Linked DNA regions of Homo sapiens: all the other regions are linked to region 3. Evidence: chromatin loops called from intact Hi-C (ENCODE). Cell type or tissue: heart right ventricle. All regions are shown on one strand. Links, peaks and the distances in the headings refer to the core of each region. The heading gives the core; the rest is flanking DNA. Region 1 holds the start of MTX2 (metaxin 2). Region 2 has its middle 180 kb from the start of LINC01117. Region 3 holds the start of LOC401021 (a long non-coding RNA gene).

Region 1 (10,830 bases), core at 2,280-7,279, 130 kb after region 3:
CAATAGATAGAGTAAAAAGATTCAGCTCCCTACAATATGGTAAAGCTATGAAAATGAGGCAACATATAGGCTCAAGGTGGAAGAATATTTTGGAAATTTAGCATCCTAATATCTTTTGAAAAGCAGTTAATATTTGAATAATCTAGGTCCACTACAATCAATATTGCAGGTATTTCCCAAAGCATGGTCAAATATGCCATAGTTTATGTGACAGTGTGCTAGCCTAAAATAGGGGGTAAGAACAGAAAGCAAGAAAAAGGTAAGAATGTAACAGTCCTGAGTTGGTTATAATTTCTTAGGAATTATAAGGGGAGGAAAGGAGTTGAGGGATATAAGGATGAATGACTGTCACATTTATCTACCCTTTTAAAAATATCTTTGTAAACCTTATATATTAGATTGCTTATAGTTGTCTACAGTTTGTTTCTAAAGCAGTAAAGACTATTAACAGAGGAACTTAAGGCACTGAAGCATAACATTGTTACAGATATGGTTTGGATTCGTATCCCTGCTCAAATCTCATGTACAATTGGAGAAGAGGCCTGGTGGGAGGTGATGGGATCATGGGGGCAGATTTCCCCCTTGCTGTTCTCGTGATAGTGAGTTTTCACGAGATCTGATCCTTTAAAGGTGTGTGGCACTTCTCCCTTCTCTTTCTCTTCCTCCTGCTCCACCATGGCAAGACATGCTTGCTTCCCCTTTGCCTTCCACCATGATTGTAAGTTTCCTGAGGCCTCCCAGCCACGCTTCCTGTTCAGCCTGCAGACTGTGAATCAATTAAACCTCTTTTCTTTATAGATTACCCAGTCTCAGGTAGTTCTTTATAGCAGTGTGAGAATGAACTAATACAGTTATTTTAGTGTTTTTAACTGTATTAACACTCTATTTGGGTTGATTGATTTAACTATAGTTAATTCTGTTGATGAGGTATGAGGGAGTAATTTGATAAAAAGGTCTGAATTTATATATTGTTCTTAAGTAAATAGTAATTTTAAAGGAATCATAGACAAAAATGTTTCCTTGCTGACACCTTTTTAAAAATAAAACGTTTACCTTAAAAATATTAACATTCTGTCAGAGAAAATTAAAAGGTAGATAAAATATCTTAGTATTTTAATCTTAATAAAGTATATATTCATCATAATAACTGCTTATTTTCTTACATTTAATACAGTAACATAAAAGTCTAGATTAGGGACATGAAAATATTCTATAATAGTTTTGCAAGAAAGTGATTTTATTAGGGCAAACAATAAGACTGTTAATGTCATGCATTGATATTTTATTTAAAAAATTGTGTAATTATTTTTTTAGTAACATATGGATTCCCCAGCACTTTTGTTTTATAACCTCATTCTTAAAAATTCTGGTGGCTTGTTTTCTTGTATTTCCCTCAATTGTGGTGATCTTAAACAGATCTTCAGTTTTAAATCTGCCGTTCGTTCTAATACAGATGCGTAAATATATTTTCTCCAGTTGGCTATTTATTACAAAGACAGTTTATTTGTGGGCACCATAAAGACATCTGCATTTTACTGAACTTAATTTTTAGTAATAAAGACCTCCCACATTACAGATTCTTTCCAGCCTAAATGTGCCTGTGTGGGAAGCAAAAGAACCATCAGTCAGGGGGAAAAAGTGAATCCATATGGTGCTGATGATTCTGCTTCCCTGGCTAAAATGAAGAAAGAGTTGAGTATCGACAATGCCCCCGGCACATCTCTGTTTTTTTCTAAAAAGCATGCTGCTATGGCTTGAATATTTGTGTCCCTCAACAACTCATATGTTGAAACTCAATTGCCACTATGGTAGTATTAAGAAGAGGTGGGGAATTTAGGAGGTAATTAGGTCAAGAGGGCTCTGCCCTTATGTATGGGATTAGTGTCCTTATAAAAGAGGCCCAAGGGAGTTTATTTGCCCCTTTTGCCCTTCTGCCATGTGAGGACATGTACAAGGTGCTATCTGTGAGAACTGGGACCCCCAAGACACTGAATCTGCTGGTGCCTTGATCATGGACTTTCCAACCTCCGAAAGTCAGGGCAGTATATTTCTGTTTATAAATTATCCAGACTAAGATATTTTGTTATAGCAGCCCTAATGGACTAAGGCACTTGCCATAATAAAGATGATTGGTGTCAGTCCCAAACCAGTACCTTCCAGCCAGCTCAGTTCATGCATGTATCATGCATCAAGCCATGGGTACTTAACTTAAATTTTAAGGGCACATTCTACTTTGCCTCTAATCTTGCTCTGTTTCTCTTGCATCTGTGTCCAGTCTCTGGCTCTTTCCAGTCTCTTCCACTTTGGGGCTCACTTCTACCCTTTGGATATGTTTGATTTTGGTTTCCCCAGTTGAATCTTCATTACTCTCTAGGGACTTTGGCTCAAGTTCTCACACAGGCCCTATGATATGGAGAAATCTTAAACTTCAAATCTGTCAAAAAGTAGTCAAAATATTGTGTCTTCAGCTTTATAAAAATGACAAACCAAAATTAATAATAGAACTTAAAGTGATGATATGTCTTCTTCATTATTACAGTTATACATAATTCTCCACTGTGAGGAGAACAGACAGGGCCTGAAAGCTTTTCTTTTGATTGATAACAAAGTATCTGGAACAGCTCATTTCTCTTGGTCAATAATACCTATGGGATGAGGAGGAAATTGGATCTCATGTATTCTTTACTATCAGTGTTACCTCTCTCTGCACAAACAAGAAAAACCTATTAATATTATCTTCCCTGTATTTCTACTATTCACAGCTGCTTGTCAACTCTGAATTTCAGCTATAGAGAAGACACTACTTCCTAAGACGCTGCTGTGTTTATGTCAATGTAAATTATTGGGTAAATTTAAATGCTGTTTAAGAAGCTTCCTTTTGCTGAGGGAGATGAAAATATGACTTAACCTTAAAAAAATTATGGGGCTGGGCACAGTGGCTCACGCCTGTAATTCCAGCACTTTGTGAAGCCAAGGCGGGCGGATCATGAGGTCAGGAGTTCGAGACCAGCCTGGCCAACATGGTGAAACCCGGTCTCTACTAAAAATACAAAAATTAGCCGGGCATGGTGGCACGCACCTGTAATCTCAGCTATTTGGGAGGCCAAGGCAGGAGAATCGCTTGAACCTGGAAGGTGGAGGTTGCAGTGGGCCGAGATCACGCCACTGCACTCCAGCCTAGGTGACAGAGCAAGACTCCATCTCAAAAAAAAAAAAAAAAAAAAAGAAAAGAAAAGAAAAGAAATCATGTTAAGATGAGGTCCTGCTGGATTAGGGTGGGGGTCCCTAACACAATGACTGGTGTTATTTCTCAAGAAGAGAGAAATTTGAACACATTGACACACAGGGGGAATGCCGTGTGATGTGGTGGCAGAGATTGGAGTGATGTATCTACAAGCCAAAGTACATGGAAGATTGCCGGCAACCCCCTTCTCTGGAGCCTTGCAAGACAGCATGGCCCTGCTGACACCTTGATTTCAGACTTCTAGCCTCCAGAATTGTGAGAATGAATTTCTGTTGTTTAGCCAACCAGTTTGTGGTAATCTGGCAGCTCTAGGAAACCAACCACGCTAGTTAAGGAGGCAGAATGAACAGTAATAGAGATCTACGGATATAAAGAATGGAAATATAGCTTTCTAAATGTCATGGACAGTAATTCTTAGAATACAGGTTTCCTCTGCAAAAACCTAGTAAGCTGTCTGACTTTTTGATTTACTGTGTGATTTAAAATGAGTTACCTCACCTCTCTGAACTTGTTTCTCATCAGTGAAGGGGGCTTTGGGTTACCAGCTCTGAAGCCTGTCCCACTTGTAATACCACCAATCTGTAATGCATATGATTTTTCTTTAATTGTGTAATTTAAGAAGCTATTAGGTTAAGACAAAGTTACTCAGGGAATTTAGTTTCTCCTCTTCCTGCCCCGTTCACCCCCGAAAGGTGAGAAGTGTGTGAAACTAAAGTATCTTATTCTCCAAGCTGAGCATCATTTCGGGTGTATGGAGTTGAAGGACAAATTACCTTCTGGCTTAGGCGCTGCTCAAGCCTCCTTTCTGCCAAGCATGTTTGAATAAACAACAACAACAAAAAACACTAATGTCTATCCACGGACTAATCAACCCAGCAATATAATGGAATAGAGGGAATTCATGCAGCCTTGAATCTGGTCCTTGGAGGACTGCCTGGGCAGGCAGTTTAAACTCCTTAAGCCTATATTCTTATCCGTAAAATGGCGATAATATTATTACTTTAATGGGTTGTTGAGAAGACGAAGTCAAATAGAATATATGTGTATATATATGTATATATGTGTATATATGTACATGTGTACATATATACGTGTATATATTATATATGTGTGTATGTGTGTGTGTATATATGTATATATGTGTGTGTAGATATAGGTATATAAGTGCCTGGTATCCAGTGGGCGTTTACAAATGTTACTCGGTTACAAAATTCTGGCTTACAGAAAGGACGCTAAAAATCTCCCAGATTCCCCTGCCAGTCCCCTGGGTGGGAGACGAGTCGGGTACTTCGCTTCCACCTGCGGGCCCCCAGCGCAGAGCCTGGAATTGGCTGGACGGAGCTAGCCGCGCCGGCGCCCCGTAGGACGGCGCGGGGGCGGGGCCGGCGGAAGCGCTCGAGTGCCGTTGTCGGCTGCGCCGGAAGTCCCTAGCCAGGCCTGGCGGTAACCTTGGGGGCCTCACTGCAGCCGCCGCTGCTGTTGGAGTGGGCTTTGCGAGTCTGAACGTTGGCGGGGCTAGGCTCGTTAACTGCCGAGAGCCTCCGGGTTTGCGGTGGAGGACGCTGAGGCCCGTGGGGGGCAGGCACCCGGGCGCCGGGCCTCCCAGCCGACATGTCTCTAGTGGCGGAAGCCTTCGTCTCCCAGATTGCAGGTAGCGCGGCTGGCCGCAGACCCAGAAGGTGGCGGCGCGGTCTCGGGGAGCCGCGTGGGGTACAGGGCTGGAGCTTTCCTCCAGCCTTGCGGCATTATACGCTGAACCCGGCCCGGATGGTGGAGGCGGGCACGGACTACCAACCTTATCTCACATATGGGAAAACTGAGAAGGAGACACTTGGCCAAGGTCACCCCGCAGGAGCAGGAGTCCCGTCTCCTTCCCTTGGGCGGTACTTTGTCCCACCTCCCCATTCAGTTGGGAGGTGCTGGAGTATGAGGGGGAGGCCTTGGATTGGGATTGAGGTGGGGGGCGTTACCACAGGGGCAAGCATCTGAACGCTTCAGTCTAAGAGTGGTGGCAGTTTCTGGGTCTTGGTACTCAAAAAGTTTAAGGTGACTGTCACTAATCAGTTGTTACCTATTGTTGAGGGAACACCAGACTTCTTGCTTCGTCTCCCAGCGACACAGTAGTGCCATTTGCTAAGACTCTAGGAGTTATTTATTTATTTATTTGTTGAGACGGAGTTTCTCTTTTGTCACCGAGGCTGGAGTGCAGTGGCACAACCTGGGCTCACTGCAACCTCCGCTTCCCGGGTTCAAGCGATTCTCCTGCCTTAGCCTCCCGAGTAGTTGGGATTACAGGCGCCCGCCACCACGCCCGCGCGGATTCATGGAAAATTTTTAAATCTGCATGTACTTTAAAGAAATACTTTTGAGTCGGTGGACTGAACATGACTGATGTATATAGGTTTGTAATTTCTCTTATTGAGGTTTTTATTTATTGTAATGAAAGAAATTAAATATTGTTGAGAAAGTGAGGAGACTAAACATAGGTACTTTGAGATAGAGGCTAATGGAATTAGTCATAACTCCCTAGCAGTGTTTTCAACATGAGTACAGTAATGAAGACAGTCACCACAATAAATAGGTACATTTGAAGTAATAAGATAGTATTTTGGAAATGGGAAGTACAGAATGTGTCATAAAATTTGCCGGAATGTTTTTCACTGCTTTGCGTTTGTGTGAACGTACATTTCTTTTTTTTCCTTCTTCACTTAAAAACATTATTTTTTAGAGGAGAGAAGCTCCTACTAGATTGCAAGCTTCCTGAAAGTAGGGATCAAACTTGTTTTGTTCCCCATTGTATCCATAGTCAGTTGGTGCTCAATAAATATTTGCGACCCAAATCAATGACTAATCTTGAGATTTCAAGCAATGATTATTTCTGCTTTTACCATTTATGTTGAAACAAAATCAGGCTTATATAGTTAGATCAGCGATTTAATTTAGTTTGCTACTATGTTGAAAAAAAAAACTTCACAGTGTATGTTGAGTGGTTCACTGTGTGCATGTGTCCTAATATGTGATTTCTTTTAATGAGAAAATGATGAATGTCTTTTAATAAACTTTGGATACTGCTTTAAGTAGTGACGTTTAAAAATTTCTAGGCATTTTGTCTGTCTGCCGTCTTAGCTATTTGTAGTGATCTGTTACTCTAGGAGGAAGCATTTAAAAATGGATAATTCAATAAATGGTGTTGGAACAACTACTAAGTCATTACACCACATGAATAAATTCCAGATTGATTAAAGATCTAAATATAAAACAACAAAATTGTAATAAAATAATTAGAGGAAAACATAGATTATTTTAATAATCCTTGGATAGCAGAAGAGGCCTAAGCAAAACTTAAGAATTCATAATCCATAAGAGAAGAAATTGGCAGATTTGATTGCCGAAAAAATTTTAAAACTTTGATAAAAGACATCTCAAGTTAGTACAAATAAGAAGACAAACCAACAGAATCAAGGACAAAGGATTGGAACAGGCATTTCACAAAAGGGTGAAATATAGATGGACAGTGAACAGATGAAAAGATGTTCTCTGTCCCTAATAATGTATAGCATCCTCCCACCCCTGCCATCAGATGGACAAAAGTGAATATGATTTCTAGTACTAATAGGGCATGGGGAAAAGTTACTCTCAAACTATTGGGTCTGTAAGTTAGTATTACTTTTTGGGAACGTAATGTAGCAATATTTATTAAAATGACATTCTCTGGCCTGAAAATTCTACTTATGGGGGTTTATCTGATAGAAATGTAAAGACCAGTACTTAAAGAAATACACAATGATATTAATTGCAGCATTATTTGTAATAGCGAAAAACTAGAAATGTTTTAAATATATGTCAAATTATTGTACACCAATCCACCAATTCCACTTCTGGGCATGTATCCAAAGGAATTGAAATTGTCTAAGAGGTATGTGCAGTCCCATGTTCATTGCAGCAGTATTCACAATAGCCAAGATATGGAAGCAACCCAGGTGTTTATCAGTGGATGAATGGATAAAGAAAATGTATATAAGATACAATGGAATACTATTCAGCCTTAAAAAAGAAGGAAACCCTATCATTTGTGATAAAATGGATGGATCTGGAGGACATTATGCTAAATGAAATAAGCTAGACATAGAAAGACAAGTAGTGATCTAAAATCTAATCTTTTTGGGGAAATCTAAGAAAGTTGATCTCCTAGAAACAGAATAGAAAGGTGGTTACCAGAGGCTGAGGGGGACAGAGGTGAGAGATGGGGAAGAGGAATGGAGAAGAGATGTTGATCAAAGGGAACAAAGTTTGTTAGACTAGAAGAAAAAGTTTTAGTGATCTATTGCACTGCAAGGTGACCACAGTTAATAATAATGTATTATATATTTCAAAATTGCTAAAGGCTTAGATTTATAATTTTCTTACAAAAATTTAAGTTGGTGCGGTGATGGATATATTAATTACCTTGATTTATTCTTTCTATTCTTTGATTTATTTAGTTCAAAATATCACGTTGTACCTCCTAAATGTACAGTTATTATTTGTCAAAAACATTTATACAAAAATTATGGTATGGTCACATTTTTACAGATCCAAAAATGAAGAAGTATATCTGTTAAATACGTTGTCTTGAAAGCTATGGTTATATTAAGTAAAAAGTTATAAAATAATATCTATTTTGTATGAACTCATGAAATCTATATAAACATACATATGTTTATATATGTTAAGAATATTCAACTAATTGTAACTAGCGATTGGGATAATAAAGATAGATTGTTGGTAGAGGGTGGAGGAACTATATTTCTGAATTGTTTGAATTACTATAGTGAGCATAGTTTACTTTTGTAATTTAAATGATTGTAATTGTTAAAATTTATAAGATTATGTTTTGCCAAGAAGTGAAAACAGGAGGCTGCCTTAATCTGTTTTGTGTTGCTATAACAGAATACCACAGACTAGGTAAGTTACAAAGAAAAAAAATTCAAGTCTCACATTTTGGGAGGCAACGAACTCCAGCTTCAAGGTGCCGGTATCTGATGCGAGCCTTTGTGCTGCATTATCCTGTGGCAGAAGGTGGAAAGGCCAGGGAGGGCAAGAGCCAGGGACTGAGAGGGCTGAACTTGCTTTTACAACAACCTACTCTTGGGATAAAGAGATGAATCCATTCATGAGGGTGGAGCCCTCATGATCTAGTCATCTCTTAACAATCCCACCTGTTAATACTGTCAGAATGGTAATTCCATTTCAGCATGAGTTGTGAAGGGGATATTCAGACTATAGCAGTGGTTAAAGTAATAATTTATCGGAAACCCTGTGTTTGACTTGTAAATGACTTATAAATGTGACTCAAATCCAGCAACTATTCACAGTGTTCTGTTTCTGGTAGTACAGGTTGGAGTTATGTATCTATATAGATCTGTTATAACTTAAGTAATTATGAATCTGTTTTTGTAGTTGAGAGCTCTAATTTTTAGTGTATCCAACACTTTGCTTATTACCTTTCCTTCCTGTGGACATGAGCTAACACTGATTATTTCTTTTGGAAACATTTAAAGATATCTGGCATCTCTCTGTGGTATTCTTGAAGTGACTTCTTTGAGATCCTTATTCATAAGGATATCTTTTTAGAAGTCTTCTCTGAACTCCCCAGTTTAAGTGAACTGCTTCTATCTCCTTACTACCAGTATTTCCCTTGCCAACTTTTCTCAGTTATCGTTCCTAAATAGGACTTATTCTGTCCATTTCTACTGCTGTTACCTTAGTTCAAAGCTTTGTCATTTTTTGCTTAGATAACCATAGTAGTCTCTGAATTGATTTCTCTGCTTCCAGTCTGGCTTCCTTCCAGTAGAGTCCATACACTGCAAGCCTCAGTGGGTTTTTTGTTTGTTTTGTTTTATTTTAATTTTCCTTAAAAAAAAAAAAACCTCCTCTTGTTTTAACATTTTGTTGGTTTCTCATTGTCAGTAGGACAGCCTCATGTCTTGTCACTTCTTTCCTTGCCCCTTGCCTGAGATGTGCACTTTGCTTGAATAACTCCTGTTCATCCTTTAAGACTCTGGGCACCGTTTTAACCATTTAATGTAAGTCTACCTGACATTTTTTTCCTGTCAAATGAGAAAGGTTTGTTGTCTAGTTTTTTTTTCCTGATAATGATAATGATATGTTGCCATTATGGAAAATGAAAACAATCCAGAGATAAAGTAAAAATTACCTGAAATCATACCACACAGATTAAGACTTTAAAATTCCATCCATCATTAAAACTTTGATGAGCAAAGCTATTTCATTCTCTTTCCCTGAATTAAAAAAATCGACATATAATATGCATAATTTTTTGTAACCTGTTTTGTCATATATTGGGATCTCTTTTCATGTCTGTGAATGGAATTACACATCATCATTTTAAAATGGTTATGTAGTATTTCATTGTAATGAAGAAGCCAAAATTTACTTAAGTAGTATTACTCGGATGGGTATTTAGAGAGTTGTTATCAGTCAGTTCAACCAGAGAAGCAGAAGTACCAGGATATCTATTTCTCTCTCGAGCCACACACACACATGCATGTATGTGCATACACAAACACATGGCAAAGAATTGGCTCTTAATGTGGAGGCTGGCAAAGTAAGTGCAAAGCATGCAAGGCGGGCAGTCAGGAGCCGGGGGAGATCCAGGACTAAGCACTGGCAAGACCAGGTACTACCTGGAGTGTCTGATCCCAGGGAGGACTTAGACCCTTTTTTAAAGGGCTTTCAACTGATAAAATCAGGCCACTTAGGATACTCTCCCTTTTGATTAATGTAAAGCTAACTAAGTAGGGACTTTAATTATATCAGCAGAATCTCTTTATGGCAGCACCTAGATTAGGGTTAGAAAAGCTAGGAGGAAGTGTGTGTCTGCTACAAAATGACGTTGCCTCTCTTCTCTTCCCAACACCTGGCGGAGAATATCCCTTGTAGCCCACTTTAGAGACATAGTAGAAAGGGAATTTTGGCAAGTGTATTCAGTGTAGGTAAGCTGATGTGTCCCAAAGCCATCACACGTGTGTGTGATTTTTGTCTGTTGTAAGCAGTGCTTACGTAAACATATTTATGCATCTGTTCAGTAGTTTTTTGGAATATATTTTTTAAAGTGGAAGATAATTTTGAACTGTTCTTTTAGCTTAATATGGAAAGAAATGGTAAGTTATGCTTTTGAATGAATAGTTGTTTCTCTAGATGATGATGTGCTGGATTTAGAATTTTTTTTTTTTTTGAGGTGGCATTTTACTCTTGTCACCCAGGCTGGAGGGCAGTGGCACAACCTTGGCTCACTGCAACCTCCACCTCCCAGGTTCAAGTTATTCTCCTGCCTCAGCCTCTTGAGTAGCTGGGATTACAGGTGTCTGCCCCCATGCCCAGCTAATTTTTATATTTTTAGTAGAGATGGGATTTCACCATGTTGGCCAGGCTTGTCTTGAACTGCTGGCCTCAAGTGTTCTGCCTGCCTTAGCCTCCCAAAGTGCTGAGATTACAGGTGTGAGCCACTGTGCCCGGCCTAGAATTTTAAAAGGATAAAAATAGACCTGGATATTATTAAAAATAGTTTAAAAATATTTTATAAC
Region 2 (10,830 bases), core at 3,368-8,367, 670 kb after region 3:
GTATAATAGAGAGTCTGTTCACCCTATTCCTCTAAGAATGAGCCTTCTTAGACTCTGTAAAGAGAGCTACTTTCTGCCTTCTCCAATAATCTCTGCAACAGCCAGAGCTACCCCCACTATTGTTGGCAGCCAGATTCCCTGCCTGGCTTTGAGGTGGTCAGAAAATAGTTAATCACACACAGACTTTCAGTGTATGGTTGTAGGGAGGATTAAGGAGTTCACCCTAGGGAAACATAAATGGTGGTAGCGATGGGGACTAGTTCCCTACCTCACGTTTCCATGGCCTCTTGTCCCTCGTCAGGTTCCGTGGACAAGCTGGTGCTTGACTCTGCAAGCACAGTGGATAGTTTCAATCCCAGGTGAGCAGGGAGGGAGATGTTTCCCCTTCCAACCAACTGACTAAAATTTCTTCTTCTTCCCGTAAATTTAAACCTAGTAGTAAAATGGTAATGCTGAATCCCAATCAATTAATATTCACTGGAAGCCCATAACATTCCAGAGCGATGATTCCTGCCCTTGGGAACTTTACCCTAATAAACTGTAAATCACAGGAGAGCCTTCTCCATATTAACTCTGTGTACCCTTTGAGATGAGGTCATGCTTGTAGGCCTACCCTAAAGGTAGAGAATCCAAAGGAAAAGAAGGCCAATGCTGCCCAAGACTCAAGGTGTGCCAGTGAAATGCCAAGAAGAAAAAGACATTTACTATTTAGTGGGGATATTTCCAGGAGAGAAATTTCCAGCTTGTATGAATAGCATAGGAGGTCAACAGCCTCAGGCAGATGGCAGCTGTGAGGCCACACCAATCCTTCTGTCCTCATATTGGCAGACAGAGGCCTCCACCCTGGAGCTTTGGTGGAGGCCTGGCCACATTTGGGAGCCTGAGCTGGAGACAGAGCCACACCTGGTGCTTGGTTTGAGCCCTGGTCTTTGACTTTGGCCAGCAGAACCTGAAACCCTTGGTGATGCAGGGATGAGCACACTTCCTGAGCTTGGGGTGGTCAGTGCAGGCAAGTTGATTGAGTTTGCACCTAATGCCCTTTGGGATCTTGGTCTTGACCTCCTTGGACTTCACAAAGGCCCTGACAGCCTCAGTTGATTCACTCGTGGCCCTGACATCATTGACCTGCGTCTTCTTCTGGCCCTTCTTGTGCTTCTTAGCAAAGTGCATGTTCCTCAGGAACTTGGGGCCCACCCTTTTAAGAGATTTACATCTTTGACATAGGGTTTTCTTGATGCCATTTCTGTTCTAGTTGTGTGTAGTGTGATTCTTGGACTTGGCCGTGTTTACACAGTAGCCCAAGGCTCCCAAAGCAACTAGTAGCGGTAGAGAAAGCGTCCACCCTGTTTCTTTGTGCTATTTCTTATGTCTGTTATAGCGAGAAATAAAGTAACTTATAAAATATCTTCAAAAATTGTTATTGTATCCTCCCAACAAGGTGATAAGATAGATACTAATATCTCCATTTTACTGACAAGGAAACTGAAACGCAGGAAGAATACATCCCTTCTTGAGGTCTTGCAGAATCAAGGCCTTAACTGAAGTCCTTTTCCTTCAACCCCAGTGTTTTTTTGCCATTTTGGCTGCCTTTATGGTCTTTTACTGGATTTTTTTTTCCTTTGGGTATTTCACAGTCATCTCAAATTGAATTTATCCAAAATGGAATTCCTGATTTCTTCAAATTGCGTCCTTCTCCTGTTTTCTATATAAGAAATCTGGGAGTCATTTTTGATACCTTGTCTCTCTCATTTTCCCATATCCAATCCATCACCACATTATGACAATTATACCTCCAAAACACCCCTCTTGCTACTTCTATCTGGTTTAAGTACTCTGGATATTTATTTGTTAAGTAAGTGCTGAGGTGGAATATGTGCAATTAAGAAGGATACCAGGAAGACAAAGTAGCTGGGAAGTGAGCTAGATTTCCTCTTAAAAATAAAGATTTTGAAAGGTCTCTTCAAAAAAAAAAAAAAGAAGAAGAAGAGAAAAAGAAGAATTAAGCTCGTGAGTCATATTAATATCTTAAATTTTCATTTTAGTTTCCCTAGGTGCAACTGAAATTCTTTCTGGAACGAAGCAGTTTAAATTAAATCCATTGTAGTTTAATAATAAATGAATGCCTTAGATCAATTATCTAGTTTTCTTCTCACAACTAGACTCTTAAGCATAGGCAAACAGATGTTATTATAATTTATGGATTGAAAACTGAGGTTCAGAGAGGCAAAGTGACTTGCCCAAGGTCACACAACTGAGACTAGACACCAGAATACTCATGCCAGCATGAGTGTTTTTTCCTAGTAAGCTCTGCTAACTTCTGTAACACATCCTGTCATCATATTTTAGTGCTGAGACAACACCAAAATAGAGTCTAGAAAATGTGGCACATATACACCATGGAATACTATGCAGCCATAGAAAAGGATGAGTTCATGTCCTTTGCAGGGACATGGATGAAGCTGGAAACCATCATTCTCAGCAAACTAACACAAGAACAGAAAACCAAACACCGCATGTTCTCACTCATAAGTGGGAGTTGAACAATGAGAACACATGGACACAGGGAGGGGAACATCACACACTGGGGCCTGTCAGGGAGTAGGGGGGTAGGGGAGGGATAGCATTAGGAGGAATACCTAATGTAGATGATGGGTTGATGGGTGCAGCAAACCACCATGGCACATGTATACCTATGTAACAAACCTGCACATTCTGCACATGTATCACAGAACTTAAAGTATAATTAAAAAAATAGAGAATAATATAGGAAATTCACTGATTTAGCAGAAACCTGTGGCGCATACACTGGCTCAGAAAACATAGTTGTTGTTGTTCTTCCTCCTCCCCCTCCTCCTCCTCATCTTCTAGAGATTGTGTGGCACACTCCAACAAATGAAAACAAAGACCTTAATAAGAAATTTTCCTTATTGGTAATATGACAATTCTGAGTAGGAAAGGAAAAAAAAAACCCATAATGGCAGATTTCTATGATACTCTTTTGCACACTGATTCTTTCTGCCATGGATACAAATCTTGCATTAAGTGACTATCAGTCTTGCTGAACCTTCACTCAAAATACCTTCTGAAAAACTGTCTTTTCTTATGGTCCTTCTTGTAGTTAGAAACTATGTCCTCTAAAGAAATTCAAGAAGCAATTCAAAGCAATTTTTTCATTTACTGTTTACAAGGATTGGGTTGGGTCACTCCAAAATATAATCTTTTTTTGTCAGCTCTATAGCCTAGGTAAAGTATTTCTTTTCTCTCCAAGTGCATGTCATTGAAAAATTTACCACGAGATTCCTAAAACCTGGGTCTTATGCTACAGTGCACTCCTAGAGTGCAAACAAAGGTAATGATTTAGAAAATCTCTCGGTGATGTGGATGAGAATGAGTGTTAGAGCAATCCCTAGGCAGCAGAAAAAGACTCCAGTGCTTACATAGTCCTAGTGTGCACACATGGCTTCTGCTGTAATTCTTTTTTGTTAAAACTTACCTGGCTTTGCGCACGACCTCAAATGTGGTGAATTCTAGATAACACCTAATATTTATTCATGCCATTGTCAAGAGCATCTTTGCAGTTCTTGCCAAGGTCTGTCGTCGAATATGTTTATCCAGCTGCATGGCAAAAACGTAATACACAGTCATCATTTTACTCAGTCACCTACTCAATATTTTCTTCTATAATTAAGTTAACTCATAAATATCACACTTTTAATGCGAGAGAGCCATGGTTCATCCAGCCAGTTGAATAGTTGTTTGTCCATTATCTAATGTTGCCGGGCACTCAGTCATTTCATTATGGAGTTTGAAATAATGAAAATCATTGCATTTACTTAACATGCACAGTAAACAGACCAGGATCCTTCCAAGAGCTCCTTTATTATGCAGTGCAAGGCCATAGAGGAAATTTTGTAAGAAGCACAAAGAACTGTGGGGGCTGTGTTGGAAATGATTTTGGTGTATACAAGCAAATCTGCTCTAATTGTCTAAAGCCAAGGACAGAAATGCTGGCTCGATTTGCAGCTGGCACAATTTCTGGCTCAAGCAAGTAGAGTTGCAAATAAATACACAGATCTTGATCTTGCTTATACCCGATTCACTACCAGCTGTGCCCATGACCCCTCTAGGCTATTTCTATGTACTATGGCATTTTTGAGACCCCTTCCTCTAAATATCCAAACGCAGTCTGGTTTTTTAAAGCAACCTACGGCAGGTCTTACACATTCATCTCCATAGTATAAAGATTAAAGCTTGAGGACAAGAATCTGCCTTTGCCCTCCAATGCCAGCCCTAGTGACAATAGCATAATATGCATCCACGTGGTTACCCAGCCCTAGAGACAAGGGACATATTCCATAGGATCATAGTGAAATCACCTTCTGAATGGAGTATTTATAGCTGGCACTGCCGGGCAGTTATCTTGTCTAGAATTATATCCAAATTTTGCTCAATCATTCTGGGAATAGCCTTGGTTAGCAATTGCTCATAATGTCAATGCTTTTGGAAACTTTTTACTGTCATTTTATTGTTTTTATTTCAAAAATAAAACTTAAAGGAGCTTGAAAAGTAGATTTTTAGATGATCACACACAGGCCTGATTTCAGTAGTTTCAGTTCTGTGCGTTTTACTTTATATGCACCCACTGAAATTAGCCAAAATTAATCCATATTTGAACAAAGACTATGGATACAAATGAGCCCTAACTTCCAAGACTACTCAGTGAAGTACACTAGCTGAAGCGTTTCGAATGCATTGGCCCTGGGAGGCGAGGAAGTTATAGCAAACAACATATGGGCTCTAAAATCTGGAACTATCCAAGACAGAACAAGAAAGCTATTTTCACTTTCCTTGTTCCATTTTTTTCCTCCAGAAGATGAATGATTTCTAATCACATTTTACTCTCATCTTTAGAGCTGGATCCTGAAAGAACCAGGTTGGTTTAAAACAGCTAGTGAGTTTGCAGCCCTGTCTTATGATTACCTCATGCATTTGTGTCATCTGCTTTCCTTGTTGTGTGAAAACACACTGAGGAAATGTGTAAGTCCACTGAATTGTTCCAACTCTTTTATTCACCTTTCAGCATGCTAGTTCCTTCCCTTGGCATTGATATCATGCATTTGTCAAAGATAGACTGTCACTTTAGGGCCTCTATTATGTGCAAGAATTGGCAGCAAATTTTACCACTGGGATTTGCTTATATCCTCTGTATGTTATTGTACTTCTTTGGCATTCAGTAAATTCCGTGCACCCACTTCTTTGATGTGCATTCCAGCCCCTAAATGTGGAAACAATGACTAAAATTTTGGATCAAAGCATCCCATAGATGGCAAGCAACACAGCTCTCTGATAATTCACTAGAACAGAGAGCATCTCCCCTCCCCCACTAAATCTAGGCCAATAGTCCTTCAAGAACAGCTCTGGCTTCCCCAGAGCTGCAAGGGCATGTGAGGAAGTTGAAGAAAACGACTCCAGGGTTTTAGTAAAAGGAAAGAAACTAAACTGGATAGCTCTTTGGAAGCTCCTGGCCATTTCTAACTATAGGGAAAGCAAACCATTGTTCAAATTCCTTCACCACATTATTTTTCCTGGTCCTGCTCTAACTAGCACTTGAACTGGGCCAGCCTTTTTTCAGCTTGGAAAAAGACCTATTTTCTCTATCACGTCAGCCTCACAAAATGGCCCAGATTTTTTTTTAAATGAATCTTTAAAAGGAGAGTTAAAAGGCCCATGAATTGAGGATTTTTTTTTTACTAATTGAAAAATCACAGAACTACCAAAATCTGAACTGGTAACTTTTGCAAACTGGAATTAGCTGTCTGGAACACACTTTCAATGTTTGCTTTTGCTTTACTCCTGGAATGCCTGTGCAAATAATTACTTGATTCAATTTACTTCACAGGTCAACTTTGACTCATAAAAGTAGTAAAGCAGGTAACCTCCCAGGGATGCTGGGAAGACAGATGAGCAAATAGATATAAAATTGTTGTAAGTAATTAGCAGGGGTTGGGGGTATTTTATAAATCGAGCTTATTTTATGGTTATGTTTTCACTTCACACCATTTAGTGTCCAAAATGTGCTCATTATAATTAATACACAATGTTGAGAACTATTATAGAAGTACCATATTCCTTTTAAATATAGTGAAGAAAATAATTGTGTTTGAGGAATCTCATCCTGTGTAAATTAGAATTCCCAGTAAAGTGGCATAATTGAAAATTGGGCTGACTGCATGGAATGGGGAAGAGAGTCATTTTAGCACGATAGTGCATGTTCCATCAAAAGGTAGTGCACCAAGGTGGCGACTGACAGCTCTTAAAATAAGTTTCAGATTCTCTCTCTAGATAGGAAGTTTTTAACTGCCTGATATATGCAATAGTGACATCCAGTGGTTGTAGAGATAATTACAAGTGTATCTCATTTTAAAATATAAAATGTTTTATATTATAATCAAATATTCTGTGTTGTCCAATATTGTCTATATTTTTTATTTGGCAATATGCAAGTCAATAATTCAAACTATATACCAAGTAAAGCAAAATGCACTCTGTTTATCTACTAAGCAAATTCCTAAGTCCTATTATTATCTTCTTGTCTTTTAATTTTACTAAAATTACAGTAAGTCTACTCTCCAAGGGTCTCTCTGGCCCTCCTAAGCACACCTGGATGTTTTTACAGGCATAAATGGGATGGTGTGCATACTACACACACAGCAAAAGTGGGAACTGCATTTTACCAGTAAATACTGGAGAAAAGGCATCTGTGATCCTGAACATGTTCATTGCTGCAGAATTGCTCTAAGAAGTTCATTAAGATGTTTTCTAAGTCATTGAAGAGAAATAAGGATTCAGAAAGAAGAAAGGAAAATAAAATGAAAGAAAGGGAAAAGGAGGGAAAAAGGAAGGAAAGGAGGAAGAAGGGAGGGAGGGAAGGAAAGAAGGAAGGAGGGAAGAAAAAAGGAAGAAGGGAGGGAAAGGAAGGAGAGAAGAAAGATGACTATACATTGATCTTTATTAAGGTTTGACAATGGAGATATTAGCCTCCAAAAGAAATTTTTGTTTGTTGTTTGTTTTTTTCGATGGAGTCTTGCTGTGTCACCAGGCTGGAGTGCGTGGAGTGCAGTGGCATGATCTCAGCTCATTGCAACCTCTGCCTTGTGGGTTCAGGGGATTCGCCTGCCTCAGCCTCACAAGTAGCTGGGACTAGACACCCAGCTAATTCTTTTGTATTTTTAGTAGAGACGGGTTTCACCATGTTGACCAGGATGGTCACGATCTCTTGACCTCATGATCTGCCCGCTATGGCCTCCCAAAGTGCTGGGATTACAGGTGTGAGCCACCGCGCCTGGCCAAGAAATTATCGTTTTAAAATGCACTTCAACTGCCAGGAAATTAACTAAGGCAAAGATAAAATTTTTTCACTTAAAAAAAAATCCTCCTGGCACACCTGTAGTCCCAGCTACTCAGGAAGCTGAGGCAGGAGGATCAACCACTTGAGCCCAGAACTTCAAGGCTGCAGTGAGATGTGATCACTCCACTGCACTCCAGCATGGACAACAGAGTGAAACCCTTTCTCAAAAAATAAAAATAAAACATTGAAAACAACTGCTACTACCACAAAGTACCTAGAACAGAACCACTTACAGGAACATGCTTCAAAAGCATCTCTCTCCTCCATGATGAGGAGGAAATTTAACAGAAGCCTGTGATGTCATATTGGCTTGTATGTCAATGCTGAGCACACCAGGTGACAGCACACCAACTTCCCAGAAGCCACACTAGATAGACTGTCATCTGTGTCAGGCTGTTCCTCAACCTTAGAATCCCTAACTGTTGGAGGTTTTCTTCCCTCAATCACCTGCCTTTTTGAAGCTGGAAACCATCATTCTCAGCAAACTAACACAGGACCAGAAAATCAAGAACCACATGTTCTCACTCATAAGTGGGAGTTGAACAATGAGAACACATGGACACAGGGAGGGGAACATCACACACCGGGGCCTGTTGGGGGGATGGGGGGCTAGGAGAGGGATAGCATTAGGAGAAATACCTAATGTAGGTGATAGGTTGATGGGTGCAACAAACCACCATGGCACGTGTACACCTGTGTAACAAAACCACACATTCTGCACATGTACCCCAGAACTTAAAGTTAAATAAATAAATAAATAAATAAACATTCTCAGAATGGGAAGAACTTAGAGGCGCCCTCTTCCATTTCTTGCTTGCTGGAGGAGAAGAAAAAATCAAACAAAACAAATAAAACAATTAAAACATCAACTCCAATAGAAGGTACTAAAATCGATATGTAACTCCATAAACACACACACACACACACACACACACACACACAGAAAATGTGTTGGATTGGTAGAGCATGTGTGCATGAGGCCTGTTATTTGCATTAAGCAAAGAGCCCTAGGACAAAGAGAAAGGAATAGCCTCCTTTCACTCTGAGAAATGATACCCATTTGTGTCAGTGAGAGTTAGGGGAGAGGTGCATTGAGACAGAGCAGGTGAGTCGGCAGCCTTTAAGCAGGTTGGTTTGCTTTAACAAGGGCTTTGAACTGCAAGCTGGCTTATGCAGATACTGAAGTCAAATACCGCCCTCCTACACACTGCTCTCAGAGTACCTTCCCTCGGAGATTGCTCTGGCTTCTTGCTTCTCTTAGTCATTTTCACAGCACGACTTCATTGGGATATATGGAAGATTAGCATGCCCGGGTCTCACCTCTCCCTTTAATTCTGCAGGAGTCTGGCTGGGCTAGCTTTTATCTTGTGCTCCCTGGAACCCTGACTGGATGATTTCTGAAGTCGAGCTGGAGCCCATCTAGAGGGAAGGTGAAACTTCTCCTCAGCATGCAGGGCCTCCTGCACCCACACTGCCACAGCCACCGCATTACCAGCTCCTGCCAGTCTGAGGAGCAAGAGGCTGGCATGAAGAATCAGTTCCATTCTTTCCTCCCTAAATTTAGAAAAAGCCTGTTTTGCAAAGCTTTCTTCAGTGTTTCAAGACAAAAAAAAAAAAATTAAGCAGTTGCACAACATGCATATCTTCTCCTGGCCTGCAGCTCCAGGTATAGTTTTACTATGGTATATAATCTAATAATCCATTTAATTTCTTTAGAGAGATGTTATATATACAGGTGGCATTTGGATGGAATCACATGCCATAAACCTGTCTGCTCCTATCCAGGTTCAGAATACAGAAGAAGAATCTGTTTTACAGGCCTTCTAGAATTTTTACATGGTCAGTTGGCTGGTTTTTGTATTCTGGAACATATGAGAGCATCTGCAGGGAAAAATATATATAAATCCTATAAAATGGTGGCAGGATTTCTGATTTACTGATAGTGCTGGTTTGAATTTTCACAAAAATATTTAGCTACAGGACAATGTATTAGGCGTATTCTTAAAGGTAAATAACTGCAGCCAATAAAAGTTCGGCCTATAAAGGGTCCCATCTTCTACTAGTTTTCTGCACCGAGAATTACTACCAGTATAATCATGGCTCCCTGCACACTAATATTTCCTCTGATACAGTATGATCAATGTTGTGGAAAAACATTTATTATATTTCTTCTAGCTACTTAAAGGCATTACTGAATTATGGGCATCACAAAACGAATCCACTGTGCATTTTTTCTTTATGTGACGTTTTTACAATCTTCATTTTCTGCTTTGCAGCCACTGAGCTATAGAGATCCACACTTCATCCCTCTTACAACTGCCACTGGGGCCACCCTCTCCTTTCTGCTTTATTACGTCTGAAATGCACTTCATATGATAACATTCCTTTTCATTCTGTACTGGACTCTCATTTGAAAGGAAGAAGTTATGAAAGAAATTAAACAATCAGTGTCGTTAATAACAGTTCTTAATCTCCTTACTTAACAAAGGTTATGAAAAAAGGACAAGGGGAGGAGATGGTAACAAACAAAGGTAACATAACAAAGATGGTAACATAACAAAGGTTATGAGAAAAGGACAAGGGGAGGAGATGGTATTTTACAGATCATTCCAGAAGAGCTGATGAACTCTGAATGGGTGTGGGTTTTTCAGTTTTGACATTTAACGATTTTATTAACATCTTTGCTTCTTATGCACCTTAAATCCACAGGATATGCAGCTGGGAGCGAGTGTCCAGCCAACAGCCCGTGTCTCAGGCCCTGCCAGGGGATGAATCAATTAGCAAGAGAAGCAATGATGCAAATGCTCCGGGGTCACTTGGGATGCTGTTTGCCTTTTTGATAGAGAAAGCACACCATAAATAACATCACACCTCAGGAAATCATTCCAGGAGGCCCCGATGCTGGCAGGGCTGCTGCCAGGGACGGAAGGAATCGTTTGCTCATTGTGTGTATTTCCCCCAGCTCAGTCAATGGGAGATTTGTAGTAAAATCAAAGTATTTAAAAGGAGGACAGTATGTGGTAACAGAGGCATGTTTAGCAATTTTTTTAGTACCAGAACCTGTGATTTATGACCCAGAGTTACAGCCAACTTTATTACAAAAATGACTTCACCCATAATAACCTTATTCAGGGCCCTCTGATGAATGATGTAGTATCCAACAGCATTATAATCTAGTAAATATTCAAACACAATTCCCGCCTCCGCCTCATTTCCAACCAACCCCTCAGAAGCAGGCTTCCCCCTTTACCTGCTGGGAGAAGTGGGGTCCTGGGTAAGGCTTTGTGCTCTGTCTGTGGGAGTTTGCCTGGATCAGGCATTTATACTAAGCCAGGACAGAAAGTGACCTCCTGGGGTCTCAGTCATATCTTGTCCAACCTTGTCCCCTGAGGAGTAATGAGCAGAAGACACCCACTCACCCT
Region 3 (10,830 bases), core at 3,747-8,746:
GAATGAAAGAACCAAGCCTTCTGAGTGATTTAGGCTCTCCATTTGCAATGACCAGAAACACACAAAAGAGAATGTGGGTCTCAGTGGTTTTCAGAGAAGTCAGTTCAAGGATGCCATTTTGTGAGGTTCCACAAAGCCCAATATATCGCTTACCTCTGCACAAGGGGAGAAAAATGCAAATATGGCTGCTTTTCAGTGCAAAGTGTCTTTGCGGCCCTCATTCCCCAAGTTGAAAGGGAGGGTCATAAAGCTCTGCTTTTATTTGGGTAAGATGGGGAGAGGATAATGAGGCAAATTGACTATTGAGATTATTTCTCAGAAAATTTTGGAATTAAACAAGTTATTTGCTCAATTCCACATGTATATACCAGTATACTAGTGTGAAGTCTTCTGGGCTTCTGAGGGCCCAAAAACTTGCCCCATCTGCTTGTGTAATTTAAAATATTGTTTTATTCTGTAACACAGAAGGAAGTGCTATTTCACATCCAAGCTTCTTGTGTCCTCTGCTTCCCCCGTGTTTGCTGAATCCTTGGGCATCTAGGGATGGACATGGGAGGAGAGAGAACATTTTAATGGGCCCTGGCTGCTGCTGCGGTTCCCTCCAGCAAAGTTAGGGCCCATTGGCTTTTTTCTAGAAAGAATATGACTTTTGCTGACAGATGGCAGCAAAAGTCCTTTAATCAAAAACATCCAAGGTCATCAGAACTTTTTCAAGGGATAACAAATGGCCTGCTCCAGAGGGTGCTGTGCTGCTTCCTGCTTCAGTCCACATCCACTTAGGCACTTACTGGGTGTGCAGATGTTAATAGCAGAGAACTTATACACAGGTATCTGATGCAAACATTTGTAACATAGTACTGGAAGTGTAAAGACACTGTCTTTAAAAGGATGGGGGGTGGTGTTACCTCTTTCAGGAAGGTTCTGAAGGCTGCATGGCTATGCCCATGAGGGGAATGCTGGAGGCCAGCCAAGGACATTTACTTTCAGGGGGAGTTCACCAGAGCAGTTCCTGTGAAAAATATAAAGGGAATGTGACACCGGCCTTTGAGGAAAAGGAATTATTCTTTTTTCTAGGCTGATCTGAGGAAGTCACTCTTTTCCTGAACAAATGTCTTTTCAGTATTGCGTTGAACAAATTTTTCAATTGGGAAATATTTGGGGGCAAGGGGAGAGGGGAGAACTAGAATTAAACTCCATAAAAATGAGAATTGCTCTTAGAGGAGGACGTAGAGCAAGGAGTTTCAGAAGGGATCCAGAAACCATAACCCTGTCTGTCCAGAAAGATGTTTCTGTGGAGAAAGACCAGGTGGTAGAGTTTCAAACGGGTATTTCGGAGAGGTTGACAAGTACCTAAAACCATTTGAAGCCTTTAAGCTGGTTGGTGATTATCCTACTGCAGAACCTCCCGGGAATGGGAGGGACCCCAATTTATGTTGGAGTGGTGTGTTGGGGGCACATTTTCTTGGCCTGCAGATCCCTCGTTTTCTTCCCAAGGTAACTGGGGCTGGCTTGCAAGATGAGAGGGAGGAGGGGAAACCGAAAGTGGTTGGCTGCCTCTGGGGACAGGCCTTTTCCTGAGGGGAGAGGAGGAGAAGCCAAGTGACTAGCACAGGGTGAGAGATGGGAGGAGGTAGCTGTGGGGATCGCTTCCCCAGAGCGTGAGCAGTACATTGAGTTCATTTCCCTCCTTCACGATGGCCAACTGCGCAGAGGTTTTGAGCCAAACCAAAGAAAAGAACACACACACACACACACACACACACACACACACACACGCACACACACAAATAAATCCTAGAAAAAGAAACAGAGGAGGCGGGGAGGGAGGGAAGAACCACGAAGGGAAGAAAAAGGGAAAGGTGAAGAGGGACAGAGAAAGAGAAGGGAGGAAGGAGAGAGAGAATGGAGAGAGAGAGGAGGAGGAGAAGGAAGAGAGGAGGCGGGGGAGAGAGAAAGCAGAAGAGGAAAAAACATGGCGCTTGCGAGCTGTATGTGCAAAATCCGCAAGGAATTGCAGTAAATTCCTTTTTGTTTGAAGAAAATTTACAACTTGGTAATAGACCTTTTTATGACCTATTTGCGGTCGTCATTGGCTGCGGCTGGTCATGTGCAGGCGCCGCTCGCCTTCACGGCCTTTTTCCTGATTTCCCCGGCGAATTTCCCCCCGCATTCTGCTTTCCCAGAGCCTCACCCCCTCTTTTTCTAACCTTTGTCTCTGCAGAGGTGGGCTCCAGTCACCGGCTGCGGGATTGCGGAGTCCGCCGCGGCCTCGGCTCCCGCCCGGCGCCCGGCCTGGCCCCACCGCCGCTCACTCGGTCCGCATCGCCGCCACCTCCGGAGCTGGTGGGGAGCCCGGCGAGGGAGGGCCTGGAAGGGGCCCTGGGCGCCGAGTCCCCCGCCGGCGCCGACACCGCCTGCCAGGAGCAGCCGGCCTGCTCGAGGTGACTGCAGCCGCGCGGTTCTGGCGCGGCTTCTTCACCAACATGAGCGGGTCTCTGCGTCCGAGAGTGAGCGCAGCCGGGCAGCGCCTAGTGGATTACAGCAGACGCCCGGACCGACCGCCGCCTGTAGCTCGGCAGCCTTCGGGTAAGAATCGCCCCCTCCCCGCTCCCCAGCATGCCACCAAGAAGCCTGGGGCGCCGACCCCCTTGGGCAGCTCAGTCCGGCTGCTCCCCTACATTTCCCGGGGAAGTGGGGGGTCGCTGTCTAAGCCCCTTCCCCCAATCACTTCGTTCCTAGGGCGTCCCCTGGGGCCTGGGGTGGAGTCCGGCTGGGTTCAGAAGTCTAAGGGGGCAGTATTATTTCAAAAATTCTGAGATACGGGTAGCCACAGACAGGATCCCACTGCCTAGATGGAGAGCCCCTCAATCCTACCCTAGGAAAGTGTATAGACGGGTTACTACTGAACATCTCCACTTTGCTGGGGGTCACTAAAGGCATTTTATATAGAGCTGTGGTTTTTGTGGTTTACCTGTGGCCGTGGCCAGAGGTTCCTGGGAGGCTAACAGGTGTTTTTTGAGGGTTGGGGCTTGGGTGGGGGTGGGGTGAATTCTCTGTTTCTAGGATGTGCTTGGTGTTTGAATCTAGGCTTTAGTGACTGATGCTGGTTAATTTCTAGGGTTGATGGTTTATTGGGCCTTGTGTTGTATGAGATGGAATTTTAAATATTTTTAAATGTTTCTCTAGTTCTTAGAGAAATTTTTAAGCAACTCAAGATAGGCTCTTCCCGCATATGATAATCCGTCAGGTGAATTTGGATTCTTTTATATCACAAAATGAATCCATGTTTTGGGAGGTAATGGTATCAGAATATATGGTGCAGGTCTTGGTAAAAACCCAATAGATCTTTGAGAAATACAAGACATCTCTGTGTTGAAACATCGTGTGTTTCTTATTTGCCAGAGTAGGAAAAGAGTAGATCTTTTTGCTCTCTAAATGTATTGATGGGTTGTGTTTTTTTTCCCACCTGCTAATAAATATTACATTGCAACATTCTTCCCTCAACTTCAAAACTGCTGAACTGAAACAATATGCATAAAAGAAAATCCTTTGCAGAAGAAAAAAAGCTATTTTCTCCCACTGATTTTGAATGGCACTTGCGGATGCAGTTCGCAAATCCTATTGCCTATTCCCTCATGAACATTGTGAAATGAAACCTTTGGACAGTCTGCCGCATTGCGCATGAGACTGCCTGCGCAAGGCAAGGGTATGGTTCCCAAAGCACCCAGTGGTAAATCCTAACTTATTATTCCCTTAAAATTCCAATGTAACAACGTGGGCCATAAAAGAGTTTCTGAACAAAACATGTCATCTTTGTGGAAAGGTGTTTTTCGTAATTAATGATGGAATCATGCTCATTTCAAAATGGAGGTCCACGATTTGTGGCCAGCTGATGCCTGCAAATTATCCTGGATCACTAACTCTGATCACTTACAAATAAGAAACTTGAGTGATTGTTATTTTATTTGGAGTGTTTGTATTTTGTAATTATTTCTCTACTACAGTACAATGACCTTTGAGGTCATTCTTTGATCGGGGTAAAAAACATTCCCCATTGAAAAGCAGGCACCTGGATAGTGGCTTCTAGGCCCTGCCAGGTAGATTCGGAGCAGGAAGAGTCCCTAGGTCGGATGGTACCCGGGTGGGTGTGGGGGTGTGGCCCTGATGGCCAAGCTCTATGTTCAGAGCTTCAGTGCTTTTCCCTGGTTCTGTAGCACAGCGCGCTTGAGTGACTAAAAACCTGGGTTGGGTGCAGGTCCGATTACGCAGCAGAGGTTGATGTCATGGGCAGATTTGGAAGACTTGAGGGGTTCTTTGTAAGCCCCGTGGTAGCATTAATTCTTATTGGAACGAAATGGTCGATTGCATCTAAGGGAAATAATCCACAAATCACAGGAACTCTCGGGCCATTAGTCCACAAGAAAACTAGTTCGTGCTGTTGCCACTACCGGAAATAACCCCATTGTTTCTGTTAACCTAACCAAAAAATGAAACGAAATTTTAAAACGCTGGGACCCTGAGAGCTGAGAAGCCCAGAAGTATAACTCCCAGTGTCCTTGGCCCAAACCTCTGTTCTCTCATAGATCAGGGAGCCGATAGCATGTCCGGGCCTTGGTGACGACGGGTCAGGCCATGAACTGGGCTTGAGATCTCTGGCGAGGACCAGGAGAAAGACGAAGCTCGAAATTATAAATGTGGCCAAGCACGAGAGCTGAAAACAAAGCGTATTTTCCCGTCAGATGTTTCTACAAATAAATTTCGCCAGAGTTCTGTTTTCTGAATCAGAGAGGCAAGGGAAATCGAACAAAGACAGTATTTCACCCTGGGCTGGCAGGCAGCTGTTAGAGGTATTTACGGCCTTGCCGCAGTGCGGCGGCCAGGCAGCCGGGTAGGGTATGCGGGGGCACCGGAAGCTGGGGAGAAGCCATGAAGAACTCAGAATTTCAACTTAAATTCAATTTAGGGTCACGTTTTCGGAAATGGCGTGAACAGATGCCCTCTTTCTAGGGACTGGTCCTTTAGACTTGATAGTTTTGCAGAATGAGGGAGAAGTTGTGCTCTCTGGATGTAGGATGGTTTTCCCCGCCTTGAAGAACGACTCAAAGGGAAGCGGTGCCCAAGATGTGACATTTCTGATCCACATAACAACCTTCAGAGTGTTCATTGGCAACGAGGAGATGCTGCTTGTTCGGCGGAATAGGGTTTGCAAATCAGAAAGGACAGTTGAAGCTTTTAATACATGTTTTCCTGAAAAAGAAAAGTGTGTTTCCTGCTTCTTGAGATGAGGTTCCCAAGCTCCTCTGCATCCAGGCGTAGAAGCAGTGCGCGGTACCTTATCCGCACTGCGCGGTGCAAGCCGGCCGCACAGCTCACGGTCCCGCAGCGCCCGCCACACACCCGCGCCAGAGGTCCAGCGCATGTGCAGTGAAATGGCCTAGCCCGGGAATTCGATCGGCAAAGCACGGGTGTGGGGGCGGGGGGGTGGGGGGGGGCGAGTGGACTCGAGCAGGAAGATACACCCGATCTTTCCATTCTCCCTCCGTCAAGGCTCGCTACTCATCTTGCCTTTATCTCAGCCTTCCCTGTATAGCTGAACAGTTCTACCTTTGGCTACATTTCCAATCATTATGACTTATCACCTCACCCCAGTTTAAATCTGTACGCTAGACATAGGCTGAAAATACGAGACGAGGGCCAAAGGAAACACTCTTCTTTCCAGTTTATATATATATATAGCATATATTTGCCCCTCGGGGAAGGCTGTAGATTTTTTTTTTTCAGCCTGCTGCTACTACTTTGGGAAAAGGCCTTTTCTCCTGGCGCCTGTTCAAACCGCCACACTTCAGGCCAATCCTTCGGCCTGACCATTCCCGGATCTTGTTATGCCAGCACAGCACATTCGAGGGCTCTGGGGGGCAGCAGCTCGGCGAAGAGCAGTCAAATAAATAAATAAATAAACAAATAAATGAACGGACATATAAGGGCTTTTCCCGCCTGGGTTCGCTTAAATAATGGGGGACAAGCGCCTCTGGGCCACGAGCTTGTTGTTTGTCCTGGGATGGGGGGTAGGGGATGAGAGGTGGCCTCAGGTCCCTCTTGCTCCTTCCAGCCGCCCCAGGGGACACTGTAGAACCAGCCTCTGGTGCGGGGAGACCTCCGCCTGCCGGAGGAAGTCCCAGCCTCAGGTTTCCGGGGCTGGTGGTCTCCCTGCTCTGCTGTCTGGCGCCTCGTCCAGGAGGAGGCGCTGTAGGACAAGCGTCTCGCCGGCTGCGGCGGGCCGGGGAGGGCGGGAGCGGAGGGATCGGTACCCGCTCCTCCCTTCCCGCGCACTCTACCTCCGCGCGCCAAGTGTGTGGGGCCTCGAACAAGGGTCGACGGTGCTGCGCCCCGTCCCCCAAGGGGTTCCTTTCCCCAGACTGGCAGTGGAAGCAGCTCCGAGGCCTGGGAGCCTAGGGCCGTTCCGGGTTGGCGGGCCACCTCGCTTTCTCCGCGCTCCCGGAGGGGGCGCGATTTCCTCGTGCTGCGCTTGTAGGAGCAGCAACTTGAATCCTGTGTGGGGCAAGCTGGGCCCAATCCGCGGATCCCAACCAGCCCCTCCCGCTGGGCCGTGGGTCTCGTCATTTACCTTGCCCAGGATTCCTGGTACCCAGAATGGACAGCCTTGAAAAGCACATCCTTTAGTGCCTCCTCCAACAGGCTGATGGGCCTTGCCCTTGCTCACTTAGAACAGGACCTGGGTCCTGGGACTCCCTGGAGACTCAGAGCTTGGGTAAATCCCATTTGCTCTGCAGCTCAAGAGAACTAGCCAGATGCGCATGTCTACTCCACACCACCCAACCACTCTTCTATCACCACTTCGCTCATTTCAGGCCTTTTGTGGGCTCCACTGGGCACTCCTCGCACCAGGTTCAAGAGCCAGCGACACCTTACTTAAATAATGCTCTGACCCAATCCCACTGATCCTCCGTTATCTCTTGGCAATGCAGTCTTTTGTCCCCCTCTCCCCACCGCCTTCTCTAGGGTAATGATTCTCAGTGAAGACCTGCATCAAATCTCTTGTTTATAATGCAGGTTTCTGGGTCCTATCCCAGACCTACTGAATCAGAATATCCAGATATGGTACCCAGAGACCTGCATTTTGTAAACACTCCTCCGCCCAGGGCACTTGGGCTGCATACTTATGTTTGAGAACCACTGGTCAATTATCTCTCCTGCTCCTTTTATGATCCTTTGTTCTCCAAAGATCAAGTTCCCTCTAACCCTACAACTAAGCATCCCCCAGAGCTCTTAGGGTTCCATCCAGGGTTGTGGTTTTTAAGGTCACCACCCTATAGACTGAATACTTACATTTTAGGGAAGAGGCCGTGGATCCCTTAACTTTTGGCTTACAGATTTCAAAGACAGCAGGTTGTGGGTTCAGACTGCCATGGTACCACTTACCTATTGCGTGACCTTAGGCGAGTACTGCAACTCTCTAGACCTGTTAATTTCTTTGAAAAGGAGGGATAAGAGTACCTTCAAGGGTTGCTATGAGAATTTTTACTTACTTGCAATTCTATATGTCAGGCACTATTCTAACTGCTTTATGTACCTTTAACTCACTGGTTAAGTACTTAAACCAGTGTTTTGCCACATACCAAGTATTCAATACATACATGTTTCTTATTATCCCCCTTTTGCTGAGTAATCAGGCCTAGACTTTTAGAGCAAAAGACCCCTGGTTCACTCACCAAATTTTTGAATTCTATGGAGGAGAAGACAGGCTTGAACACACAGGAAGTAGCAGACTCAGGAGAACATAGTTCCGTGACTTAACCTATTGCTGTTGTGGGCCACATAGTCCTGGCCCATTGGGTCTCAGTGTCTGGCACCTAAATGTATCAGGGTTACACCAGGCAGAAAGTGGCCCTAACTCCTCAGTGGGCAGGTATCAGGTAGGGGAGGCCTCACATTCACACAGGCACATCTTCGACTCCCACAGATGGCTTCAGGTCTTTCCTGAGAGCAGGCCCATTTATCCAGCTCCTGCAATCACCTTCTCCATCACCACCCTGTCCTGTCAGTCACACCCACTGGGCTGGTTGTTCCTCTTGTTATTCTATAGCCCCAGGGCAAGGACCCTCCTTAGTCTTTTAAAATCTAGGGCAGGGTAGGAAAGCAAAAGACCAACAACAGCCAAGGAAGCCGAGGAGCCCCACCTCCACTCCCCCCAACCCTTCTCACCCCTTTAACTGCTTGTGCCCCAGGATCTGGGTTCCAGGGCAGCAGCTGAGCCTCTGCCCCCAACATGTGTGGGGGTTGTAGCCAGAAAGGGTATTTTTATAACTCTTCATAAAAGATGTACGGAATTTAAAAGAATTGGAAGGGTCAATGGAGAATTGAGGGATAAGTCCTCACCCTTAGTTCTGGGTCCATGACTTCTGGCTACAGACTTTTTTCATGAGAGACTTAGTAGCTCTTGGCCAAGCTGCTTTGCTTGGCTTAACCAGGAAGTCCTCCTGGGTCAGATTTTCCCTCAAAACGTACAGTTTCTTCTGCTACCAACCTTGTCAGGCAGTGTTCTGCCTACAGCCTAGGGCAGCACCTCCTGTTCCAACAAATCTTGGTTCTCCTAGTACTTAGGTAGCCACCTTAGCCTCTTCTGCCCTTCTTGGGACCACTGGAGCCTTATTTCTAGCCTCCGCTCTGCTCTCAAACATCTTGCTCCAAGCCCCCTCCCCTTTTGTTTTGGTCTCTTCTCTCACTATTGGCCTTTTTGTCTGGGGTCACCTCTGCCTCCCTGGGTCCTCAAGCCAGAGCTCCAATGAGTGACTCCACTGGGGCAGAGGGAAGTGGGCAGGGAGAGAAATGTTTCTGTTTTGGTGATAGAGTATAGTGCCAGGAATATAGAGTTATGTTTCTCTCATGCTGGGGACTCCCTGTTCAGTCCTTCTCTGGCTATACCCCCAGACTACGTCCTTAAGTACCAGCCCTGGGCAGTCTTCTTTCTCCACCTGCCCCGGCCAGGTATTCAAAGCCCCACCTATCTCTTCTGGTTGTACAAACATTTAGTTTAAGAGGAAAGCTCCACCCCCCTTTAGGCAAAAGGCCTCTTAAGAGCCAAAATGAGAATATTCTTTCCTGGAGCCACCTAGCAGGGGCCCTTAGGGTGGGCAGAGGGCTGACTTTCATTACTTTTGGAGTAGAGCTGCTTCCTCCCGGGACCCCTTCACTCTCTCCTCCTTCCTGCGAGCTACTTTGGCTCCCAGGGTTTGGAGGAGCCCTACAAGGTGCCCTATCTCATGGGAGCTTCCTAGGCTCTTTTTAGCCACATGGGGAAGGACAGTACCTACAGTCCCACTTTACCTATAAATTAATTCCTTCTAGGTTTTTAAGAAGGCTCAACTTGTCTTTCCCCACTGCCTCTTCCATTATCACCACAACCATTGCAAGTTCTTGGGAAACTCCCCAACAAACTGGCACATGCTAGCTCTGCTCTTTCCACCACTCAGCTTCTCTCCCCCATTTCACCCTTTCTTTCATCTACAGAAGACCAGGAGGAGGGGAGGAGAAAAGGAATAGGGGAAGGAGGAGACAAAAGAAGATTATGAGAAGGTGGACCCTTACTCTCTCTTTAATCACTTTGCCTCGCTTTCCTAAGATCAGGACATAAATGATGTCTGCCTCAATATATTCCTTTCGTCTCTCCTTTTCTTTACTCACAGCTACTTTTCCGTTATTGTCTAAATATACAGAGTAGGCTATGTAATTTTATCTTTTTGTGTAGGCCACAATAAAGGTTGCAAGCATGTCTCAGTCACCATGCTTCATCACCGTTTGTTCAAAGAATGTCTACCTAGCCCTAACTGGGTACCCATCACTGTTTCAAACACTATTTCTCCTCAGTCTTATCTTCTCGTTACCCCATTCTCATAAAAAGCTCATCACAATTGCCTGGAAACTAATATGTACTATGATTAATTTCTTTCTTTCTTGGTTTTTTTTTTTTTTTTTTTTTGAGACAGATCCTAGCTCTGTCGCCCAAGCTGGAGTGCAGTGGTGCGATCTCGGCTCACTGCAACATCTGCCTCCTGGGTTCAAGCGATTCTCCTGCCTCAGCCTCCTGAGTAGCTGGGATTACAGGCACCCGCCACCACACCCGGCTAATTTTTGTATTTTTAGTAGAGATGGGGTTTCACCATGTTGGTCAGGCTGGTCTCAAACTCCTGACCTTGTGATCTGCCTGTCTTGGCCTCCCAAAGTGCCGGGGTTACAGGAAAATAAAGAAAGCTCTTCTCAACCCCTCAAACTATTATTATTATTTTACAGCTGCTCATCTAGTGCTAACCAGAATCAGAAACATGTTTTGAAGAGTTTATCCATTTTTAAAAACAGATGCCATCAACCATAAAAGAAAAATATCTTCCTACATGGCTAATGAAACAAAAAAAGGAGAAATGGATGCCTTACAATCCAGGCTAATAGCCCCCTGCTTTCTAGCTAATGACAGTGAAATCAGGAAATGGGTTTGAAAATGCATGTAGAATGGGTGGAAATTGGGATGCAAAGAGATCTTTGTATGAAGGGATCTCTTTTATGGGCTTGATGGGTCTTTCTGATGGGAACAGTTGCAACTGAATTTGATTTAGAAATCATATGTGTGTGTGCTCTACAAATCTCCACAGAACATCCATTATTTTCATCAGAATAGTCAAAACCACACGTTTTTACACTGTTTGGTGGCAACTCTGGTGGGCTATTGAAGGGTGCTGGGGGGTCAATTCTCTTTTTATTTATGCTCCTTGGTGGGAGCTGAGGGCATCTTTCCCTCTCTCTTACCCCCACCCCAGC

The links. Peaks named below come from ENCODE experiments on the same cell type or tissue, not always from the same donor. Only the 100,000 strongest peaks of a DNase experiment are listed, where the experiment ranks them.
Region 1: a loop joins it to region 3, with 4 times the contacts of the local background. A loop is called at or near these places in 15 of 110 quality-filtered maps.
Region 2: a loop joins it to region 3, with 6 times the contacts of the local background. A loop is called at or near these places in 17 of 110 quality-filtered maps.

The regions. Positions count from the first base shown.
Region 1 is chr2:176,264,775-176,275,604 of GRCh38, forward strand. MTX2 (metaxin 2) reads left to right here and starts at 4,668. Exons shown (of 10, transcript NM_006554.5): 1 at 4,668-4,895. The coding sequence starts at 4,856. RefSeq lists enhancers at 4,309-4,936, 4,937-5,562 and a silencer at 4,515-4,604. In heart right ventricle, for the core only: a CTCF peak has its summit at 4,873; DNase peaks (open chromatin) are centred at 4,747 and 5,474; H3K4me3 peaks cover 2,221 bases; H3K27ac peaks cover 1,268 bases.
Region 2 is chr2:176,808,579-176,819,408 of GRCh38, forward strand. It overlaps the pseudogene RPL29P8. Among named protein-coding and RNA genes, the nearest start is that of LINC01117, 180 kb to the left of the region's middle. In heart right ventricle, for the core only: a CTCF peak has its summit at 6,393 (motif pointing left); no DNase peak of the experiment used is centred there; H3K27me3 peaks cover 457 bases.
Region 3 is chr2:176,134,414-176,145,243 of GRCh38, forward strand. It overlaps LOC401021 (a long non-coding RNA gene), which reads left to right and starts at 2,199. Exons shown (of 2, transcript NR_148241.1): 1 at 2,199-2,586; 2 at 4,584-5,978. It overlaps HOXD-AS2 (HOXD cluster antisense RNA 2), which reads right to left and starts at 2,685. Exons shown (of 3, transcript NR_038435.1): 1 at 2,208-2,685; 2 at 906-1,009; 3 at 428-537. In heart right ventricle, for the core only: CTCF peaks have their summits at 6,248 (motif pointing right) and 6,449; a DNase peak (open chromatin) is centred at 6,338; H3K4me3 peaks cover 1,067 bases; H3K27ac peaks cover 2,706 bases; H3K27me3 peaks cover 4,914 bases.